Regions from separate parts of the Mus musculus genome. Here region 1 is linked to region 2. Evidence: chromatin contacts called from ENCODE Hi-C or POLR2A ChIA-PET data. All regions are on one chromosome and are shown on one strand. The core of a region is the stretch at or near the end of the contact, and the rest is flanking DNA. Distances in the headings are between cores, read along the strand shown. Region 1 overlaps Gm30826 (a long non-coding RNA gene). Region 2 has its middle 23 kb from the start of 4833407H14Rik.

Region 1 (3,011 bases), core at 472-2,971, 51 kb after region 2:
TGAGCCTGTGGGGAGGCAGACCATCATGGTGGCGAGAGGAATGTTTGGCGGGCAGGAAAGAGAACATCAGGATGGACTGAGGGCAGGATCTGTCTCCCCACAACACGCCCCCATGACTTACTTTTCCATTAAGATCCCTAACAGCCCATTCAAGTTTTGAATCTATAATTGGAGCCATTAATGAAGGCCAGTCCCTTACAATGCAATACCCTCAAACCAAGCTTCAAAACATGAGCCTTGGTGGCGAGTGTTTCATATCTAAGCCACAGCACCCACCCCCTAAACACACACGATGAAGTCCTAATCTACAGGACCCTCCAAAATACCACTGCATCTGGGGAGAGTGTTTTAAAGAAAAGGTTAAATTAAAATGAGGCTGTGACTGGTCTCTCACCCAGTTCAGCTTGTGTTCTCGTAGGTAGAAGTTTGGATACAGAGGACACTAAGGATACGGACATGCAGAGAGAGCACCATCGGGATGCACCATAAAAGAAGCTGTCAAAAGCCAAGACAGGAGGACTTAGGAGAGGCCTTCTTGCTAATACACTGACCTGGGACTTTCAGCATCCTGAAGCTGATGACACACACTTCTGTTGTTTAGTCCAGCCAGGCTGTGGTCTCATCGAGGTTATACTACCAGATCTATTTCCTGCATGGCGCTTGGGTGTCTCTTTGCCCAGTCAGGTATGTGGGGGCAAGATATCAGGCTATGAAAATATATGGAAGGAGGAAAAAGACAGCCAGAGTTTGGAACCTGTTGAGTTTGAGAGGTTTGTTTGCCAGTTGCACAGGACATGGCTGTGCCTCTCCTGAGAGATCCAGCGAGGGATGAATGGCAGTGAGATGCTGGGGTGTCATCCACGATCCAGGTCCTTTCTCCAGCACAGTGTGGCCTTGGAGAGACCCTGAACCTTCTCAAGGTCCCTCTGGAGCACAGGGCTGGTCTTCCAAGTCCCAGGGGCAGTTCACCTGAGAGGTTGATGCCTGCCAAGGTTCTCTTGGGACTGCCACAGTGCCTGGGGGAAGGCGTTGTTGTTCTTGGGCCTCCCATCCAGGATGTTAACCAGGAAGGGGGCCTGGGCCCCAGGGAGCTCATGAAGTGCCAACATGGAGTTGGCAGTAGTGCCCTGCCCCTCCTGGAAGGCCTCCCCCTGAGAGAGAGGCTCTAACAGGTCCCCCATGCAATCTCACCTCCGACCCAAGGGGCCCCGAGAGCCCAGTGCCAGGGCCCAGGGAGGGCCAGTCAGACCCAGTAGCACTGGCTCCAGGTCCTGTTCCTGGTCCTTTGAAAATCTGGGCCTCTCCTTCCCGACCCCAACCCAACCCTGTCTTTCTTTCCTACAAACCCCCAGATATAAGAATATCAGATTTAAAAGGAAAACAAATAAGTTATTAGATTTGAACTCCAGATACACATTGAATATTTTCTAGAGTAAACATGTTCTGTATAATATTTAGGGCATACTTATAATTATTCTACGTTTGTCTGAAATCCTAATGTATCAAGGAATTCTGCATTTTGCCCAGCAGCCTCACCCAGACTAGACCCTAGGAGGGAGGCAGCCAGCTATCCCAGAGGACAGAGATGTCTCCTCCACCTGCCACTGCTTGGTTTGCTTCAACCAGAGGCTGGTGAGAATCTGCCATTGCCCAATTCCCTGGCAAGCTGTAGCCCTCTTCAGACACTGGCCCTGGCACTGGAGTCATAACATCTTTGGAGAAGTGTTGCATCTAATTAACCTAATAAGTAGGTTGTAGGCTCTGACCGGAAGCTGCAGAGGATTCACCCTGACAGATGGGCAGGAGCGGGTCACACCTGCTTCAGGCACCTGCCAACAAACCACTGCTGTAGCCCGCGGGAGAGCTAATAGGGTGCTTCGGTTACACACCAGATACATGACAAACAGAAGTCACACCAGCATCGTACTAGCAGCGTAATGGCTGTTATGAAACCCGTGGTATACAGCAAGCACTGAGCTAGCATTATCTCATTTAACCCCTATAACCATCCCATCTGGCAGAAGCTACTATTATCCCCATTTAACACATGACAAAACTGAGGCCTAGAAGGTTGAACAACTTGCCTAGGGTCACACAGCTAGAGAGGGATAGAGGCGAGGACTCAAGCTCAGTCATCCAGACTCTGGATTCTTCTTTCTGCTGATAACCCTTGACTCCTTCCTGTCATCCCAAATCGTTTCGTTTTGGCGATTGACACATATTGTCTCCCATGGCTTCCCTCTTCGTCTTCAAGGCATTATGGCCTGGGGAGAGAAATTGATATGAAGATCTTCAACAAAGCCCCGAATGACCCAACAGTGACAGAACTCTTGGCTGCATGCCCCAGGCTCCATGTTATATCTTCAACAAAGCCCTCCTCCTCTGTCCCAAAGCTAGTGACAGCTACAGCGTGACACTGATGTCGAGACAAGAGGTCGGTGACCAAACACTCAGGTCTAGAACCTCCCTTTGATAGGTCTTGGATTTGAGGTCGATTACTTTGTTTCTCCGTGGTTCTGTTTTTCCACGAAGCGAGGCAATTGCCTATTGCATGATGTTGTAAGGATGCGATGAATTAACACTTCCAAAGCAGACCGGCAAGATGGCTCAGCAATCGAAGGCACCGTAATCCTGACAGCCGGAGTTTATCACTGGAACCAGTGCAAAGATGGAAAGAGAAAACTGCCTCTGTAGGAGGATCGTATGGCTTCTGTAATCGTGTGGCGGCACATGTAACCCCCCACCCCCTCGGTCTCTCCTGCTCTCTTACACACACACACACACACACACACACACACACACACACACACACACACACACACCTTTTAAAACATTTGAAAAGCATTCATAGTAAACATTTTATTTACCAAATACTTAGCAAATGCCAGCAATGTGCCAATCCCTGATTCAGGATACTGGGGTTATATTGGTTTAAAAATTTGACAAAAATATTTGCCCTTGTGTGATTTATGCTATAGCTGTTGTTACTGGTTTAAGACTACAGTTGGCAA
Region 2 (2,980 bases), core at 18-2,517:
GCTGGGCTTTTTTTTGGGGGGGGGGGGTCAGGGTATTTTATCACAGCAACAGAAATGAAACTAGAACATATTCAACCAAACATCCATCCACACAGCCATCCATCCATCTACCTATCTACTTACTCACTCACTCACTCACTCACTCACTCACTCACTCACTCTTTCATACATCTACCTGTCTATCCATCCTTTCAGCCATCTATCCATCTGTTTCTCTATCCATCCAATCATCCATCCATCCATCCATCCATCAATCCATCCATCATCCATCTACCCATCCACCTACCAATCCATTTATTCATCCACCCACCCATCTGCTCATCCATCAATCTGTCATCTCTCTATCCATCCATTTCTTCATCCATCCATCCATCCATCATCTATCCACCCACCAATCTGTCCAGGAAACTTGTCCTTCCTCTCTGACAGGCTGACCTTGACTAGGGAGCATCCCACAGTCCATCCATCTATCCATCCATCCATCCATCCATCCATCCATCCATCCATCCATCCATCTCTTCATCTATCCAGCCAGCCAGCCATTTCTCCATCTATCCATTCATCCATCTATCCATCTGTTTTTCATCCATCCACTCATCCTCACCCTATTTCTTCATGCATCTATGAACCATCCTCCCTCCCACCCACCTAACACTTCTGCAGTTCACACAGTATTATTTTTCCTAAACTGTGGTCCAGATTCCTAGGAAAACCTGTTCTGCCCTGGCTCAAGTCCATTGAAAAGGACCTTCTGTTGGCTACTTCAGAGTGGGTGTCCTCAGTTGCTCAAAGTCCCAGGTGCACTTGTGAGCAGGTCCTCCTCCGCCCATGCTTTTTTATAGTCTAACTCTTCTCCCAGCTCTGAGACTCCTCCAGGGGAGGCCCTGTAGCCAAGCATTGTCAAAGCCTAGCCTACCTGCCCAGCCTGCTCACCTATAGAATGGGCCAACAGCTTCATCCAGCCTGGCTAGCCAAGTGAGACTAAAGGCACGTGGGAAGGCACGGGGCAGAGTAGCAAGGGGGTTCAAGGGTGCAGGTGGCCCTCATCTCCATGTCAAGCACAGATATCTACAAAATACTTGTGCTGAGGTTTTGGGCAAGATCCAGAAATATGGCCTGGAGAAACTCTGTTGCCTGACAGCATTATAGCTCCTGTCCCTAGGACTCAGTATCCCAGTGTCTGTCCAGGAAACTTGTCCTTCCTCTCTGACAGCCCTGACCTTGACTAGGGAGCATCCCACAGTGTGATTCCCAGCCAGCGTCATCTCATGACAGCTACGCCATGGAACACTACCCTCCACTCCATTCCCGACCCTGGCACCACCTCAAGGTCACTTCCCTTGTGACCTTCCTGCTCCGGAGAGCAGTCATTCCCACACAGCCCTTACTCTCCCTTCCTCCCTCTCGCCTCTGTCCCTCCCACTCTCCGGAAGGGAAGCCAGGCCCCACAATTGATTAATAGCCCGGCTTTCACTGATAATTCCTCACTGAGGGCCCACAGCTCCAAGCTTTGAGTAAACATAGCAATTTGTTTTAAATAAACATCCTCCTTACAAAGTGAAGTTCAACCCTCAGCCCAGCTGACACAGAAACCATTTTCACCTCTGTGTCCTGTGCTAAGACATCTGCGTGGGAGAGGATAGCCTGCAAATCAGGATCCTTCATGGGCCTTCTTTCTCTCTACACTATGACTGCCCTGTGTTCCCTTTCCAGCCTACAGAAGTTCTACCCTCTAACCCCACCTATTACATCTTCTCCTCAGTGCACAGGTCAATATCTCCATTAAATGGTTCTACCTCAACCCCACCCCCAGGAAGGGCAGATCGGACCGGCCTGCGTTCCTCCTTCTTGATCCACCATTCGGGTCGAGAAGTCCCAACCTCCGGCTTCTGATCGCCTGTCTCCACACTTCCTGTAACTCTCTACTGTGTTCAGACCCACGTTCCTGCCTTGACTCTTGTGACTTGGGTCTGACAACTTCTTCACCCAATTCTGCGCCTGCATCAGAGCAGGTGGAATGGAGGCCTGGGAGTCTGCAACACTAAGTAGGAACCAATGCAGCCAATGCAGAGACACTCGGGGGACCGGGACCACTGCAGCAACTGCCAGGACTCAGACAATGACTCAGAATACTGAAGAGCAGGTGACCTTGGGCCTTGACCCTGTGAGGGATGCTGGAGCAGGCCTTATGCTGGCCCATCACATCAGATACTACAGTAATTTACAAGGCTGGACATTTTGAAATCAACCCCTGCCCCCCTTTCAGAGTAGGAGTACTCTGAGAGTCTTGCTGGGTCTTTGGTTGGTCAAAGATGAAGGACACTTTAGGGATCTGTAGAGCAGATAAACGTATTTAGTAGGATGAACACAAACCTCAGGGGGTTAGGGGCACAGGGAACGGTTCTCCCTGCATTACCTACTCTGAGACCAGAAAGTTCCTCTGGCAGGATATGGGAAGGTCCCCAGCAGTTGCTGCCCGGCCCCACTTCCTGCAGGGTGTGTACAGTCATGGAGACCCTAGGAGGAGTCATCCCTACATCTTCATTATCATCAGCAGTACTGGGTTCCTGGCTTTGAGAGAATCCAGCTCCAGAGGCAGAAAAGCAAACAAACAACAAATACAAACAAACAAACAAACAAACAAACAAAAAACCAGACAGCGACGGGGACACCCCTGTATACCTGGGCAGAGCCTGGAGGTTAAGCTCAGTCTTGGCTCAGTGTACTGCCTTGGAGCCTCTCACTACCTCTGACTGAAAATGGGCTGACATTTCTATTCTAGAGGCTTGGGGTTAAGAGTTAGGGGTAAGCTTTGCTGGATAGAAAGCCAAACCCTTCTTGAATGCAGGGTGTGGTCCATGCCTGCAATCCACAACACTCAAGAAGTAAAAGGAGGATGTGCAGGGCCCTAGGTTCCATTCCCAGACTGCAAGAAGAAAATAAAGAGAAGAGAGCAGGGGAGGGAGGAGAGGGGAGGGGA

Evidence for each region. A loop is a pair of places that touch in the nucleus more often than their neighbours do. ChIA-PET counts read pairs that join two places held with the same protein, here RNA polymerase II (POLR2A).
Region 1: a loop to region 2 is called in a map of T-helper 17 cell, with 2.2 times the contacts of the local background. The contact joins two enhancer-like sites. A Hi-C loop is called at or near these places in 5 of 37 maps with a recorded cell type or tissue (T-helper 1 cell, T-helper 17 cell, gastrocnemius and 1 more). POLR2A ChIA-PET finds 5 or more read pairs at or near these places in 3 of 5 experiments (Patski and embryonic stem cell).

What each region holds. Positions count from the first base shown.
Region 1 is chr19:53,487,049-53,490,059 of GRCm38, forward strand. It overlaps Gm30826 (a long non-coding RNA gene), which reads right to left. Exons shown (of 2, transcript XR_386791.2): 2 at 1,929-2,264. Among named protein-coding and RNA genes, the nearest start is that of Gm30826, 4.1 kb to the right of the region's middle. Within about 2 kb of position 1,722, at least 1 of the 3 ENCODE cell types and tissues checked has a DNase peak (open chromatin) inside an H3K27ac peak, as active enhancers do.
Region 2 is chr19:53,436,135-53,439,114 of GRCm38, forward strand. No RefSeq gene overlaps it. Among named protein-coding and RNA genes, the nearest start is that of 4833407H14Rik, 23 kb to the right of the region's middle. Within about 2 kb of position 1,268, at least 1 of the 3 ENCODE cell types and tissues checked has a DNase peak (open chromatin) inside an H3K27ac peak, as active enhancers do.